Linked DNA regions of Mus musculus: region 2 is linked to region 1. A link is a loop called in an ENCODE intact Hi-C map of the cell type or tissue named here. Cell type or tissue: left cerebral cortex. All regions are shown on one strand. Each heading gives the region's core, and the rest is flanking DNA. Links, peaks and the distances in the headings are about the cores only.

Region 1 (8,336 bases), core at 305-8,304:
AGTGAAAGATCTGTATGACAAGAACTTCAAGTCTCTGAAGAAAGAAATTGCAGAAGACCCCAGAAGATGGAAAGACCTCCCATGCTCCTGGATTGGCAGAATTAATATAGTAAAAATGGCTATCTTGCCAAAAGCAATCTACAGATTCAATGCAATCCTCATTAAAATTCCAACTCAGAGTTAGAAAGAGCAATTTGCAAATTCATCTGGAATAACAAAAAAACCTATGATATTGAAAACTATTCTCAACAATAAAAGAACTTCTGGTGGAATCACCATCCCTGACCTCAAGCTGTACTACAGAGCAATTGTGATAAAAAACTGCATGGTATTGATACAATGACAGACAGGTAGAGCAATGGAATAGAATTGAAGACACAGAAATGAAACCACACACCTATGGCCACTTGATCTTTCACAAAGGAGCTAAAACCATCCAGTGGGGGGGAAAAAGGCAGCATTTTCAACAAGTGCTGGCTCAACTGGCAGTTATCATGTAGAAGAATGTGAATTGATCCATTCTTATCTCCTTGTACAAAGCTCAAGGCCAAGTGGATCAAGGACCTCCACATAAAACCATAGAAAATATATTAATAGGAAATTAATATATTTTAATTTAATAGATATTAGTAGAAAAGAAAGCAGGAAAGAGTCTTGGGCACATGGGCACAAGGGAAATTTTACTGAACAGAACACCAATAGCTTATGCTCTGAGATTAAGAATTGACAAATGGGACCTCAGTGCAAAGCTTCTGTAAGTCAAAGGGCACTATCAATAGAACAAAATGGCAACCAACAGATTGGGAAAAGATCTTTATGAATCCTACATCTGATAGAGGGCTAATATCCAATATATACAAAGAACTCAACAAGTTAGACTCCAGAGAACCAAATAACACTATTTAAATATGGGGTCCAGAGCTAAACAAAGAATTCTCAACTGAGGAATACCAAAATGGCTGAGAAGCACCTAAAAACGTGTTCAATATCCTTACTCATCAGGGAAATGTAAATCAAAACAACCCTGAGATTCCACCTCACACCAGTCAGAATGGCTAAGATAAAAAACTCAGGTGACAGCAGATGCTGGCGAGGAAGTGGAGAACAAGGAACATTCCTCCATTGCTGGTGGGATTGCAAGCTGGTATAACCACTTTGGAAATCAGTTTGGTGTTCCTCAGAAAATTGGACATAGTACTACCTAAAGACCCAGCAATATCACTCCTGGGCACATATCCAGAAGATGTTCCAACATATAATAAGGACACATGCTCCACTATGCTCATAGCAGCCTTATTTATAATAGCCAGAGGCTGGAAAGAACCCAGATGTCCTTCAACAGAGGAATGGATACAGAAAATGTGGTTTATTTACACAATGGAGTATTACTTAGCTATTAAAAACAATGAATTCATGAAATTCTTACGCAAATGAATGGATCTGGAGGATATCATCCTGAGTGAGGTAGCCCAATCACAAAAGAACACACATGATATGCACTCACTGATAAGCGGATATTAGCCCAGAAGCTCAGAATCCTCCTTAGAAGGGTGAACAAAATACCCATGAAAGGAGTTACAGAGACAAAGGGTGGAGCAGAGACTGAAGGAATGATCATCTAGAGACTGCCCCACCTGGGGATCCATCCTATATACAGTCACCAAACCCAGACACTATTGTGAATGCCAACAAGTGCTTGCTGACAGAAACCTATTATAGCTGTCTCCTGAGAGGCTCTACCAGTGCCTGACAAATACAGAGGTGGATGTTCACAGCCAACCATTGTACTGAGCACAGGGTCCCCAATGGAGGAGTTAGAGAAAGGACCCAAGGAGCTGAAGGGGTTTGCAGCCTCATAGGAAGAACAACAATATGAACTAACCAGTACCCCCAGAGCTTCAGGGACTAAACCACCAATCAAAGAGTACACATGGAGGGACCCATGGCTCCAGCTGCATATGTAGCAGAGAATGGCCTTGTTGGACATCAATGGGAGGAGAAGCCCTTGGTCCTGTGAAGGCTTTATGACCCAGTGTAGGGGAATGCCAGGGCCAGGAAGTAGGAGTGGGTGGCTTGGGGAGCGGGGGTGGGGGAGTGGGGGGGAGGGATAGGAGGTTTTTGGAGGGGAAACCAGAAAGGGGGATAACATTTGAAATGTAAATAATAATAATAATAGCAGTTCAGATTGGACATAGCAAGTGATACCTCAGGGTCATTGATAGGGAAGTGGATACTCACAGAAGGTAGATATCTGCCCAGCTGTAGTGCATAAGGCTTATTATAAATATACAGGTTGTATGTCTTTTATCTGGGAAGTGAATGGTAAAAGGCAGGGTAGGATCCCCCAACTGAGATTAATTATTTTTAACAAGTTTGTGTTAGTGATTTTGCTTTTTGTTTCTAACACCAGCATCAGGAAAACTAATACATCCTTGACTCTATAAATGCAAAATCATCTCCAGGACAGAAAATAAATACAAAACTAAAAGTAGGGGAGAAATCGACCTTGGTGGGTGGGGCCCTGGATTTGGTGCCCAACACTGCAACACCAACAAAATTATGGAGGTTCTGCAAGGCACATTACAGGAGAAACTGGAAGTGAAAAGCTAGGATGGATAAAATTGGAAAGTCAGATACCCTTGGGTAATTACCGGTTATGATCCATCCTTTTCCTTCATTGAGTCTATCAATCAGCATTTAGTCTGGGCTAGCTACCAGACGATCATTTTACCTGAACCCGCTCTGAGGGAGACATAAGCAGCAGCCTGCTGTACAAAAGAAACGGGCTCGGGGAGACTATGTCTGCATCTGTACTCACATAAGTCAGTGGCAGAGCAGACCCTCTGGACCTCGGCCTGTAACACCCCAGTTTCTGCCCACCCAGCTTTCTTTTTTACTGAGTTTTTAGTAGTAAGCTTGCTCATTGTTCCAAAGCGTTCACAAATTCCAGGAGACAAGAGCTGGAAGTGGCCCAGGTACCTCTAGGATATAGCATCCCCTGCTCCCAGGCCAAAGCCAATCGGGCCTATGAAGTGTGCCGTGGTGTACCAGCTAGTTTTGGCTACCTCGGGGCCAATGGAGTGATTTGTCAGTCTCTGGGCAGGTAAAGCACCTATTGATGGGCTCTGTTACTGAGCCTTGTCCCATGAGAAAGAGAAGTAGACCCTGGCTCTCAGCCTCTGCCTTACCCACCTAGGGTGGTCGGGCATGGGGATGAAGGTGCAGGTCCCAGGGACGTGAGTGCGGCATTCAGAGTGAAACCTCTGCTTTGGTTCTTGATGCTTTGGACTAGTGGTCTGTCCCACTCTCTTCCTGTGATAGGAGAGGATGCGGGCTTCATTTTCATTTCTATTTCTTCCCCCAGAAGCTGTCAACGGTCCAGACATGGGTCCAGATAAAATTCTCAGGGCAGGAAGGAATGGAAAACGTCTGGCTGTAACTCTGACAGGAAAGCCTGTTTTTAGAATTTAGAAAGGTGCATGCAACTCGCTTTTCTCCAAGTAGGACAGAGAGAAGCGCCAGGGAAGCCAAGAGGAAGGGCCTGCATCTCAACTAGCAACGTGGAGGCTTCTAGCCCCGCCCCGAGTTCGTCCACCCTCCCAGACTTCTGGGCACGGGTTTCCCAGAGGAAGCATGTTGATTTCTTTCACGTGTGTGTGGGATGGATGCCTTCTGTCCCTTTCAACGACTTTGTAACCAATTCTGCAGGACTTCCCGTAGGCTTTTCCTTTCTGTAATTTTCCCCACTGTCAGCAGTGGCGGAATTCTCACGGAAGATATTCTGAGGAGACACAGAAGAAAGCCCGGCATGGTGGTGTGGTAGATGCTGGCGATCTGCAGTGCCTGGAAGGTGGAGACAGAGGCATGGACAGCGAGATCTAGTCTCAAATAAAAGCCACTCGAGAGTTCTAAATGTCCTTGCCTGTAGAGGATAAATGAGCTTCTCTTGATACATTTTGTAATACTCTTGCCAGCACTCATAAACCTATCTGGCATTGAAATGAACTTGACCAAATGTCCCCATTAGACCTTTGAGGAGGCAAATGTATAATGAAATGATCAAAAAAGTCCTTTATGCAGCAAGCTCAGGAATTGTGTGTGTGTGTGTGTGTGTGTGTGTGTGCATGTACAGGTGGAGGACAGAAGATGTAATCAGCTCTCTTCCTCTGTCACTCAGTCTTTATTTTCTGTGGCAGGGTCTCTCTGAAACTCAGGACTTGTCAAGACTGGTTACTCTGTCTAGCCAACTTGCCCTGAAGTAATCCCCGCCTCTATCTCCTGAGAGCTGGGATTACAGTCAGCCACATGCCTGGACCCCAACTCCTATCTTCATGCATATATGGCAAGCACTTTATCTCCTAAACCATCCGCAGCCCAACCATCCCCATCTTGGGACTTTTTTTTTTTTCATTCTTTCCTTCAACAAAGTTATACAAAACACCATCTAAAAGCCAAATTCTAGCACCATGAAAACGGACAAGTCCTACACTCAGCTGCCCAGTCTTCTTGAAGAAATGGCCAACAGCAAGTCGTTGCAATGCGATTTAACAGGTACCGCAGCCTGCACAGCTATATGCTGAAAACTGAAATTGGGAGGAAGAGATTGAATTGGTGGCTGATGGCTTCAGAGCATATAATTAAAATAAGAATACAGTAGACACTCTTAATATATTCAGGGTAGTGAAAGGACCATGGAGTTTCACAGCATGGTTCAGTGCTTGGCTGGAGACTGAGCTAGACCTGGTCTGGAGTATTGTGTGCGTGTTAAGTTGTTCATTGCTAGGACAGATGCCTGACAGCAGTTACAAGGAGGAAAGATTTATTTTAGTCCATGGTTTCAGAGGTCCTTCATGGTTGGATCTGTTTATTCTGGTGAGAAGAATCATCATGAAGGTAGGGGCAGGTGGCAAAGGCTATTCTCGGTTGGGGACAGGGATGGAGAGAGGCAGGGAGAGACGGCAGAACAAGAAAGTACAGGGACAACTTTCAAAGGTAGGCTGCTGCAACTTCTCCCAGCTACGCCTCAGTTCCTCAAGTTCCCAGCACTTCCCCAAAAGACTAAGCATTAACACACCCACAGGAGATGTTTTCTATTCATAACACCACGCACACCAGGCAACAATGATCCTGCATAATATTTTATCAGCTTAGTTCCTCCTAGCCCCGCTCAATGGTGAAGTGTCTCTTGAAAATTATTTCAGTAAAACTCTCACATTGGTGCTGAGAACCATATTTATTATTATTATTATTATTATATTATATTATTATTATTATTATTATTATATTGGGTATGTAGATACAAGGAAGATGAGGGCAGTATACTTCTTGATTACTAACAAAGGAGTCCGGCCATCAAGCACAGCAGAAAGCTGTCCTCCAAGCAAAACAGCTGCCGTTATCATCAGCTCAGCTAGGCCTGCTTGAAAAGTCATTGCAGCTAGAACTGTTAACTGTTGGCATTCACCTTGTGGAAGGAGGGAGGGGGAGGCTCATTGGCTGTCACCTGTGTGTCTGGCTACCGCTCTCAGCCGTTGGAATACATTACACTGGTCATGCTGGGCGTGTGGAAGGGGTGGGAATCCAGTGAGGCGCTAGAGGTTGGGAAAGACTGATAGGAGAGCCTCTCTCTGAGCAGCCATGGCAGTTGTCATCCATGCTTGGCACAGACCTAATGGGCTGACTTAATGTCACCCATGCGCTGTAAATAAGCCTAATGAGCTCATTGGTCCCCCAGGGTGAACTTGGGCAGAATCTATCTTTGCCTTGTCATTGGGACTAGGGTAGACATTGTTTACACCTCTCAAAGGGAGGAATTCTCACCCAGATGGGGAACTGGATGGCTCCACCCCTCCACCCCAGCCTATGGAGGGAAGCAAGCTGCAGAGACATTTTCCTGCTCTATAAGATGGGATTTTGTGTCTACCCCATTCACTTGAAAACGGTGTGCACAACTCCTAGACAGGGCCACTTGACAGCAAGCTTCTGTGGATGGTCAACTTCGTATCAAGTGGAGTAGTGATCGATTGTGTATCTGAATTCACACCGTTTAGCAGCACAGAGAGGGTAGCTGGAAAAACCGGCACAGGGTGTGCTCGTCCAGGGTCAGTCCTGGGAACGCTGGGATGAAAGTCATGGGAGCTCACAGTCCAGTACCAAAGGCAACGGGCAAAGGCTGTGCAGATCAGCATGGCAGGCTGCAGGATTAACTTTCAGGGGCGGTGGAACCTGTGCAGACGTGAATACAAATCACAACTATACACTGCACAGATCGGAAAGTCATTTTCCAAACGGTGGACACTGATCCAGGTCTGAGAGCTGGGCCAGGCCAGGAGGTTGGGCAGGCTGGCAGGGAGCTGGATCTGATGTCGGACTCAGTCTTATTTTCACCACTTTCCTGAACATTCTAAAGTGAGTGGTAGGACCGTAGTAAGTATGGAGAAGAAAGAGAGCTGCTAATGAAAAATGAGTGCCCATGACTAGCTGCAGCCTGTGCTCAATGGTCAACTGACACTCTGCCTTTGACAAGAGGCAGATTCCATGAACTTAGAGACCCTGCCAGGAAAAAAAGCAATTAACCAGAAGGAATCCACCCCAGGCTTGGCCGGACCCTGTTGGAGCTGGAGTGGGTGAGGGAGGCGGGTAAGTCTAGCAAAGCCACAGGGAAAGGACTGTGGTGTTTTTCAGGTACATTCCTAGACAGGGCTGTCCTCGGCCACAGATCCCAGAGTCCCAACTGAAGATGAACTGCTGGGTCTGGCTTGAATACCCAGCTAAATGCCACCTAGTTTCCGAGGCTGTGTGCCACTGCTGCCGTGAGGAATGATGGGCAGGCCAAGTGACGTGGCTTTCTGGTCCATTTCTGCACAGTCTGGAACATCTAAGAGAACGTTACACTGGGCTCTAACCCAGCAGCTAGGCCAGGAGCCCAGCTTTCTATGTGAATGCATTTTGGGCTAAAGTTTCCTCCCGCTGTGCTGTCTAGCACTTCTTACTTGGACCAGTGACATCTGCATGATCGGGAAGCATGTGGGGCATGCAGAAGCTCTGCCTCCCTGTCTCTAGTCAGAATATGCATTCAGGGCAACCTGGCTGAGAGCCAGGGGGCGCCATAGAGCAAGGAGCGGCACCCATACTAGCAGACGTTCAGCCCCAGTCAAAAGCCGCTGGATCTGATGTTGGACTCTCTGCTTCAGAGACGAGGCTGGCCCACAGCAGGAGCCTGCAGGGGGCTTCCCTTCAATGGGGTGGGAGAGCAGAAATGGCAAGGACCCTCACAGCTGCTGGCAGAGAGCACCGATTTATGGGTCACTTTCGCTATTTCGAGCAAAAGAGGCCGAGCAAGAGTTTAAACCAGGGCAGCCTCCTCTAGGTATGTGGGGGCTTCATGAGTAAATCCCAGGAACTCGGTAGCAAGCAGAGGTCTCATTTCCATTTTCCAGATGGTTGAGGGATAGATAGGGCTGGGATGTTGCCAGCTGGCTGAACAAACTCGGGACCCTCTCTTTGCTCTATTGGTGCCAGCTGGTTCTTGGGCCAGAGATGCAAGCTGTGCCCAGGCACACGTCATTCCAGGTCCCCGGAGACATGCCAGGCACCGGCTGTTGGTCTTTCTCACCAGAGCCAAGGCCCAGCCGTGGGTCTTCTCTCATAGGCACCGATGACCACGACTCTTTCTCTCTTCTCCATCTTAATGACCGGTATCACTTCTCAGACCACACACCGCACCTCACATAATGCCGCAGATAGATGTTGGCTACAGAATGGCTCAGGCAGGAATAAAGAGGCTGCCGTGTTCAAGGAGCTCAGAGAGCTGATGTACTGGGACTCTCTGTAGGGGACCAGATAAAATGTCTAATGAATGCACAGAGCTGCCAAATACAGATCCAGATGATAGGCCGTTTGGAATTGCCACTTTGAAGCGGGCACCAGCAGGAGAAAGTGCGCCTGAGTTAGAGCCAGGGTCCTAGGCTGGGGTCCTCCACTGCGGCATTTCTCCAGAGTAAGGTTCACGACCCGCACTTCAGTGTGCTGGTCACGTGTCAGCCTTGGGGTGCTACCTTCAGAGGCCTGCCCCAGCTTGTACATGGTGTGGTTGGTGAGCATGTGTCTCTAGGCTTTCCAATATGATTGTTATAGTCACAGGTGTAACTACTGGCATTAATGATCAAATTGGATCTGGGCGAGCAGGCAGACAATGGGCTTTCCCTTGTATAGACAAGCAGAGAACCACTCACTCACTTACTCACTCACTCACTCACTCACATTCAAAATGGGGTAAAATCCAGTCCAAAAGTGTGGCCAAATTGATCACAGCACCCATTACTTTCATAGCTACA
Region 2 (8,336 bases), core at 216-8,215, 99 kb before region 1:
AGAGAATTTTATTTTGCTTTGTTTGTTTGTTTATTTGTTTGTTTTTGGAGTCAGGATTTCTTTGTGTGGTCCTGGCTGTCCTGGAACTCTGTGTAGACCAGGCTGGTTTCGAACTTGCCGAGATCCTCCTGCCTCTGCCTCCTGAGTGCCAGGACCAAAAGTGTAGACCATGACTGCCTGGCGATTGTTGAGATTTGGAAGCCTGAACCAGGGCTTTGCACATTCGAGGCAAATACATAACTGCTGTGCTACATCCCTTACGGGTAACGTTTGTGAGACAGGATCTCACTGTAGACCAAGCTGGCCTTAACCTCACCACCTTCCTGCCTCAGCCTCCTCGGTGCTTGGGGTGCCGCTGCACCTGGATCCAGATGTTGAGTGAACCTACAGATGCAGAAACTGAAAAAAAAAAAAAGAACAAAAAAAGAGGCCTCTCTTGCGTTTGTGTTTCTAAGGGACAGGAGGAAGCTTGGAATCCCTTAGTAAATGCTGCATAAAAGGGGAATGTTAGCTACGGCAGACGGTGGTTGCTTTTCCACACAGGAAGCTTAGTTGTGTGTGGCCTGAGCTTGGCTCGAGTCATAGGTGTCCAGGATCTTGAGGTTTGGTTGTTTCTTTTGGTGTGCTGATGGGTCGGTTCTCTGGCATCTTCTGAGTTATGGGTAATTGGAACCCATGCAAGAGGCTTCTTATAGCTATTAAGTGGTCTTTAGGGCAAGTGATGGACCACCTTGGGGTTGTAGACAGCCCGTGAAGATGTACTTAAAAAGTAAATTACAGCTCTGGGGAGGTGACTTAGGAGTGGTGGCTGAACTGGCAGCTAACTCAAAACTGCCTGTAACTGCAGCTTTGGTGCCCTCCTCTGGCCTCTGTGAATACATGTGCGCGCAACACACACACACACACACACACACACACACACACACACACACACACACGCACGCACGCGCACACACACGGATATGCATGCACATGTACAGAGAGACACACATACAAATATAAAATGTCCATTACATACCATAAAATATTGATGACCCCTGAGAAGATCCTTTGTGCTCCTCTAGGAAACCTAAGTGTCTACTTTCAAGACACAGGCAGCTAGATCAATATTTTCAGACTCTGGCTTAGATCTGTGTCCACCACCTGGCATTTGTTATCTAGTGCACTAGAAGTGAGTCCTGGCTAGTACAGTGTGGCATCTCATGTGCAGAGCATGCACCTTGCTGAATGCCTTGATGAGGGTTACAAAGCCCTTGTCCTCCTGGGCTTTGATGAGTCCTCATCATGTCGGATGCTCCCACCCTTGCTTAGAAGGAATCCAGGCACAGATTTATTCTTTTCAAGACTCGAACTGTGTGGCAGTATTGTAAAACAGTGAGGAGAAGAAAAAAATCCCTTATTGTTACCCAGAGAGAACCATGTTTTGATATTTAATACATCCAGTCATTTTTGTTTGATATGTGTGATTTTACATTTTCAGTCTTTTAACTTTGAGCTTTAGCTTCATATATACATATATATACACACATGTGTGTGTATATATATGTATATATATTCATAATCGTATTTATTGATACACCCACACATACCCACACCCATGCACATCAGTGTCCCAATGAGTCAACTCACTGTTCTGACATTTTTCCTGTCTTATTGCGCCTAGTGTTGTTTTGTCTACACTAAATTTGAGTCTTGTCATTATCACTAGCATGGGGCACTTTTAGTTTTCTAGTCATATACATTTTTTAGCATATAAAATGCAGGCAGAATACAGTGGATGCCTATATACTGTCTCAACCATGCTGCCAGGCAGTGTACTATTGATGGAGCTGTCAGCTAGTCTGGCTCACAATGAGCTGATACTGATAACGGAATGGTGGCCAGTTTCTTAGTAGGGTTTAGCCACGCCCCAGTGTTGAAGAGATAAGTCTCTGCCCCTTTTTTCCCTTGAGTTTCATGATAGCTGACCTGGGCTAGCTGACAAACGGCTGAAGGCTGGGTCTTTGCTGGCAGAGCAGAGTGCAGAGTGCTTGGGAGGCTGGGGAGCCACTAGTATAGAGGAAATGGAAAACAGGTTCTGACTAATCTCTGAGCTAAAGAGATAAACTCATACCCCTACCCCAGTGCTTGCTCCCTGACTGGTGTTTTCCATGTAAACATTGACAGTAGATTTCCCATAGAGGGTGTCAGGCAGTGAGTAGACTATGAGTCGCATCAACTTCACTTAGTACTTGCCCAAGTGTTTTAATATAATCATCCTTAAAATCTCAGTGGAGGTAAGACAGTGATTCTGATGGCATGGCTACTTGTAGTCTGAGCTGTATAAGACAGATAGACAGACAGACAGACAGATACACACACACACACACACACACACACACACACACGCACGCACGCATGCACGCACGCACGCACGCATAGTCTTGCTATGTAGCCCTGGTTGGCCCATGTTGTCAGTTTGAATAAGAATGGTCCTCATAGGCTTATATATTTGAATGCTAAGTCAACAGGGAGTGGCACTATTTGAAAAGATTAGAAGGATTAGGAAGTGTGCCTTGTTGGAGTAGGTGTGGCTTTGATGGAGGAAGTGTGTCACTGGGGGTGGGGTTTGAGGTTTCAGAAGACCAAGCCAGGTCCAATGTTGTCTCAGGATGTAGCTCTCAGCTATTGCTTCAGTGCCATGCATGCCACCATTCTTAGCCATGATGACAGTGGACCAAGCCTCTGAAACTGTAAGCAAGCCACCAGTTAAATGCTTTCTTTCATAAAAGTTGCCATGATCATGATGTCTCTTCACTGCAATAGAACAGTAACTAAGATAGCCTGTTACTTGCTGTTAGCTCAGACTGGCTATGAACTTGTAGCCATCCTCCTGGCTCTCCTTTTTAGTGCTGGGATGACAGAAATTCTTTTCCCTCCCAGACAGGATCTTACCTATAGCTGAGGCTGGCCTGGAACTGTGTATTTGCAGAGTAGCTGGCCTTGAACTCACTGTAGTCTTCTTGCTTCAGCTTCTCAAATCCTGGAATTACAGGTGTTCACCCCTATACTAAGAAAGGCAGGCTGCTGTGCTGTCACCCCAGGGCAGACAGCTGTGCTGGTAAATTTTCATTTCATATTGCTGTTTGTCAGTGGAGTTCAGTGTTTTGATTGAGTGTTGAGAGCAGTATTATTGGTCAAATTACTAAACTAGGCCACTGTAATTGTCCTCAAATTCTAGGCTTTCTAAGTGATCAGAAGGGACCCTCTGCAGCCCTAGTAAAAGAGCATTGTAAAACCTTACCTACAGTGTCTAGTTTATATATTAATGATTATTTTATTTTCTTATGAATGATAATTTTAAATGATTTTTACAGTATAACCTGCAAATCAGGGTAGTAGTCAGTGTACGCGTAGGAAATTCAATCCGTGGTTTGGTCTGCTTATGTAAAGCATCTGTCAGCATCTTAAGGGAGGAGGCTTTTGCTCTAGGCCTTTCTTCTGTAGTTTGCCTTGAGATTAAAGTTGCTGAAGTGTTTGGAAAGCAGCTGCTGCGGAAAAACTTAGTTGGACTGGGCTTGTATCACAGAGTAAGTTTTAAGCACTGTGGTTTGAAGTCATGTTCCAGTAGGAATAAGTGACTAGATAGCATTCTTTGCTCCTCACGAAACCGTGTCTAGTCAAGAGAGAAGTAGGACAAGCGCATATACAACCTCGAGCCGTGTTTATGAGAAGACGAAGAGCCGAAGGAAAACTGGACTTCTGTTTACACAACATTTTTATAGACTGACTAATTGCATTTTGAAACAAAGCTTGTAGAGTCTTGGTGGAATTCTCCCCAGCTTTTTGTTCTTGGACTCTGTTGTACTTTAATGGAGGGCTAGCTCTCACAGTTGGCTCTGATCTTGGTTCACAGGAACCAAGGAGGAATTTGGTCTTTTGTTCCTGACTTCATGCTCTGATGTACAGTGGTGTGCCCAGAAACAACGGCAGTGCTTTGTAACCATAGTAATGAAACTTGTCTGACTTGGATTCTGTATCCATGGCTTTGCTAGTGTTGTGTAAGGACCCTGGAGCACTTTTGACTTAACTCCATTGCCTTGCTGTTTTTGTTTTAGAGCTGACAGAATCCTTAAAGCAGTTTGTCTGCTGGAGTATCTTCACTGGCTATCTAGGATAATATACATGAAAGGCTTATCCGCTTAGCCACTTAGCCACAACTTGTGAATCAGTGCTTAGCTTCTTAGGGTGACATCCCTCCTAAGGTGGCCTTCTTCGCAGCTTGTGGAGAGTTACACACCTCAGCTTTGGAGCCTTTGCTCTCTGGGAAAGGAGAGATAGATGGGCTTGTGTAGGGTCTTCAGAGTAGAGGGATCTGATAGGACCATGCAAAGTAAATCGGTCTACATGAGAGGGGGTGAGGGCTCATGAGATGGCTCACAAACCAGGTGACCTGAGTTCATTTCCTGGGACCTATCTGGTTGGAGGAGAGAACTGACTCCTGCAAGTGGTCCTGGAACCTCCGCATGCGTATTGCTTCCCCACTCCTATACACATAAAAGCCTACACATCTCATTGAGCGCTGTACTGTTAGAGCAGCCGATACGAAGCTGTGGAGTATCACGTTGGAGTTTACACTTTTCATTATCAAATTTATTTTTATGTACTTATCTACCACCAAACTCAAAAACTAGCCAAACAGTCCAGGCTGTCCTGGAACTCACTCTGTAGCCTAGGTTGGCCTCAGATTTACAACTCTATTGCCTTAGTGTTATGAGGACTCTATGCCAAAAACAGATACGTGGTGTCTTTTTACCATGGTAGAATTCATTAAAAACAAATGCACACAGTAAGTCAGTTTCTTTGACTGCAGTTTATGGAGTAGTCCTGTTTAGACCATTGGGCCTGCCTGCCTGCCCCAGGACCTCCTACAGCAGAGGCCACAACGGGAAGTGGATATTTGTTACCATCCACATATTCACTGTCAAGTTTCTAATGAGGAGTCTGGGAAATGCAACAGAATTTGACAGATTTTTCAGCATTGGGAAATACAATTGGCCATGGAGGGGCACGTGGGAGCTGGAATGTAGAGGTCACAAGCTAGGAGCATACACGGATAGGATGTAAGGGCACAGTTGCATGTGGGGGAGAAGGCACTGCAGGAGGCAGGTACTGAGGGGTGAAGATAGGGAGGTGGGAAGAGCCGAGTATTACCCTGTCTGAGAGCAAAGCCTGCTGATTTTTCTCCTGTCTTCTGAATATTTGCCCTCCTCTAGGATCTGGGGAGATGGATCTGTAGTAAAGAGCACTCACTCTTCCGAAAATCCTGAGCTTGGTTCCCTGCACTGCATCAGCTGCCTTATGGCTGCCTGTAACTCCAGCTCCGGGGAGATCTGTGGCCTCTTGTGCCTGCACACAAAGACAAGTGCCCCACCCATCTTTTTTTCATTAAAGGAAAGAATCTCTTCTATTAGTTTATGGTTCTAAATGTGAGGTTGCTTTATGTATGTGTATCATGTGTGCATGTGTGTGTGTAATTTGTAGGACAACCTGCTAGCTTTGTTTTTCTTCTTCCTCTGTGTGGATTCCAAGGATTGAACAGAGATGGCCCATGCAAGAGATCAGTATAATGAGCTTTAGGTTGTTGGTCAGAGGCCAGGGTCTAGCTGATTGAAGCCTGGTCTCTTAAATTGGTCCTAAATGTAGATTTAAAAATTGCTTTCTTTAGGTTTTGGTTTTATTCCTGCAAGCAGCTTTAGTAAGATCGTTAGGAGGAGCCAGGCAGCTACTTCCCAGGCAGCTAGAACACAAGTGCTAATTTTTCACATCCCCAGACTCCTTCATATTAACCTTGTTTCACTGCTTGTATCTGGCTGACTGTGAGCACTGTCACCAGTAGACCAGGTTCAGCCACTCCCCCGGAAACAAAAACGGCAAAAGAAATTAATGCTGGTGGAGGAAAGCAATCTACTGAGAGAGCCACAGTAGATTGGGAAGGATGCTGGGATCCAGCCACTACCTTTCTGCCTTTGAGAAGCTAATAAAGAGCTCTAGGGTCCTGTGAGGAGGAGGCAGAAGAGCCCAGGGGCAGCAGGCATAGTCAAGCCCTCTTGCTCTGATTGTAGTCGCTTGGTTATGAGTTCAGTACAGACTACCCCAGTGCTGGCTGCTGTCACCAGTAAACTCAGTTCCCATTGCTGGAGGCTGATCTGGGTTCAATTGCGAGACCCCGCCTCAATGAATAGCATGAAAGATGACCATGGCAGATAACTGACGTCAGCTTCCATCCATCCTCCACACACACACACACACACACACACACACACACACACACACTGCCACACAGGCACACACTGTCACACATGCACACACACTGCCAAACATGCACACACTCCACACACACAACCTTTAGCATATATTTAGTAGTATTAACTTAATAAAATAAACATCTATTTCACTGTTTTCTTTTAGACAGTGTATTATAAAGTGTCATAAGTAGTATCTCTTACTCTAGGCTTAGAGCCCCATGCTGTGCACTCATACAAGGAATGCAGAACCCAGCAAGACAAGCCACAGCCTCATGGGGCAAAATCCACATGGGGCACACTTATCACCTTCTCACTAGCACATTTTTTAAAAAAAGAAAGCTTGAGGTTGAAGAGATGGCTCAGCAGTTGAAAGCATTGTCTGCTTTTTCACAGGACCTGGTTTCAATTCTGAGGACCCACATGGTGGCTCACAGTCATGTGTGACCTTGGTCCCAGCAGGTCTGACACCCTCTTTTAGTGTCTGTGTGCACCAAGCATGCAAGTGGTAAACAGCTATACGTGCAGGAAGAAGTATATCTATACACACAAAATAATTATTTTTAAAAAGGAACCTGGTGAAAATAGTGTTAACCATTTTACAAATCAAAAGTTGCTCAGAATACCTAAGACTATGGTAAATTTGTCACTTCACTTTGGAAAAAGACGTTGTGTGCTTGTAGAAGTAGGTGGTGGAAGTTACAGCCTTGGGTTGCTGTGGAGTTGGGGGTGGAGGGTGGGAGGGGCACCTGCCATTGGATGGAGGCTGGTACCCAGGTCTGCTCTGGTGTGATTCAGCACCATTTGAATTGTGTACATCTTGACTATGATTGTACAGCTGATGTCTGGCATCTCACAGAGAAAACTGCGCTTCCTGTTGAGTTCTAATAATCCCTAACACATAAAGCCTGGTGGAACGTGGCAAACTTTCAAAGTAAGTGTAGAATGAAGAGCCTAGAGGCTCTGGACTTGCAGGCTTTCTTCTTCTGTTGAGATGTGAGGTCTGGACTAGGCAGGGAGCCCTGGACATCCAGCTTTTTAGGGATGTTCTCAGGTCACACTTCTGTTCAGCTGTGAGGTCTGGGGTTGCTCCAGAAGGCTCCTGTGGAGCTACTTCAGAAAGTTGGTGCTGGAAGGATCTGGCCCTCTGACCCGTCTGTGTGCTGCTTTCTTTTACTGTCCTAAGCAAACAGCTCCAGAGGGCGGATCCTCCAGTCTGGGGTCAGCTTTTCTTTATTGCCAGTGACCTCTGGCTCAATCCTTCTTCCTGCTAGCTGCCCAGGACTGAAAAACTTAGCTGTGTCCTGTAGAAGGACACAGTCATTACCATATAATAGTCATAAGGGGGGTGGTGTGCTCTTGTCAGTGTAAAAATACAGCTTTCCTCTTAAAGAGAACAAGAGAGAGTTTATTCTGGACTCATTCTGAGTGACCATGGCCTGGGATGTAGGTTACCCTATGGGGTGGTTTGAATGAGAATGACCCCCATAGATTCATGTGTTTGAATGTTAGGTCACCAGTTAGTGGAGCTGTTTGGGAAGGACCTAGTTGGAAGAGGTATGACCTTATTAAAGGAGGCATGTCACTGGGGTGGGCTTTGAGATTTCAAATGTCCACGTCAGTGCAGTCTTTCCCTCCCTGCTTGCAGCATGAGCATCCTGTAAGCTTTCAATTACTACTTCAGGGCCAGGCTAGTTAGTCTGCCTGCCATCAGGTTCCCTACCATGATCAAGGACTAACCCTCTGAAAGTGTAAGCAAGCCCCCAATTAGATACCTTCTTTAGAAGGAACCGTGCTCATAGTATCTCTTCTTAGCAATGGAAGAGTAACACAGACACTACAAGTTCCTTATTGCGTCATGGGAGCAGTTTCATAGTTTTACAGAAAAAAGTCATAAATTAAGACGGTGGTTACAGCAAGATGGAGGGAGCTTTTCTTTAGACCTCAGATGTTATCTGATGACATTTTTAGCTTTTGGGGTGTGGACGTTGGTGCTCTGCTAAATTAATATATTTAAAAGGTTTTTATCTGTTAATCACCAGATGTTAGTTC

What was found. A loop is a pair of places that touch in the nucleus more often than their neighbours do. Peaks named below come from ENCODE experiments on the same cell type or tissue, not always from the same donor. Only the 100,000 strongest peaks of a DNase experiment are listed, where the experiment ranks them.
Region 2: a loop joins it to region 1, with 2.1 times the contacts of the local background. A loop is called at or near these places in 4 of 42 quality-filtered maps.

The regions. Positions count from the first base shown.
Region 1 is chr13:92,726,427-92,734,762 of GRCm38, forward strand. No RefSeq gene overlaps it. Among named protein-coding and RNA genes, the nearest start is that of Gm41018, 23 kb to the left of the region's middle. In left cerebral cortex, for the core only: a CTCF peak has its summit at 7,095; DNase peaks (open chromatin) are centred at 3,661, 7,083 and 7,560.
Region 2 is chr13:92,627,752-92,636,087 of GRCm38, forward strand. The region is part of intron 1 of Serinc5 (serine incorporator 5); the gene reads left to right. Among named protein-coding and RNA genes, the nearest start is that of Serinc5, 21 kb to the left of the region's middle. In left cerebral cortex, for the core only: no CTCF peak of the experiment used is centred there; DNase peaks (open chromatin) are centred at 3,481, 5,450 and 5,803; H3K27ac peaks cover 729 bases.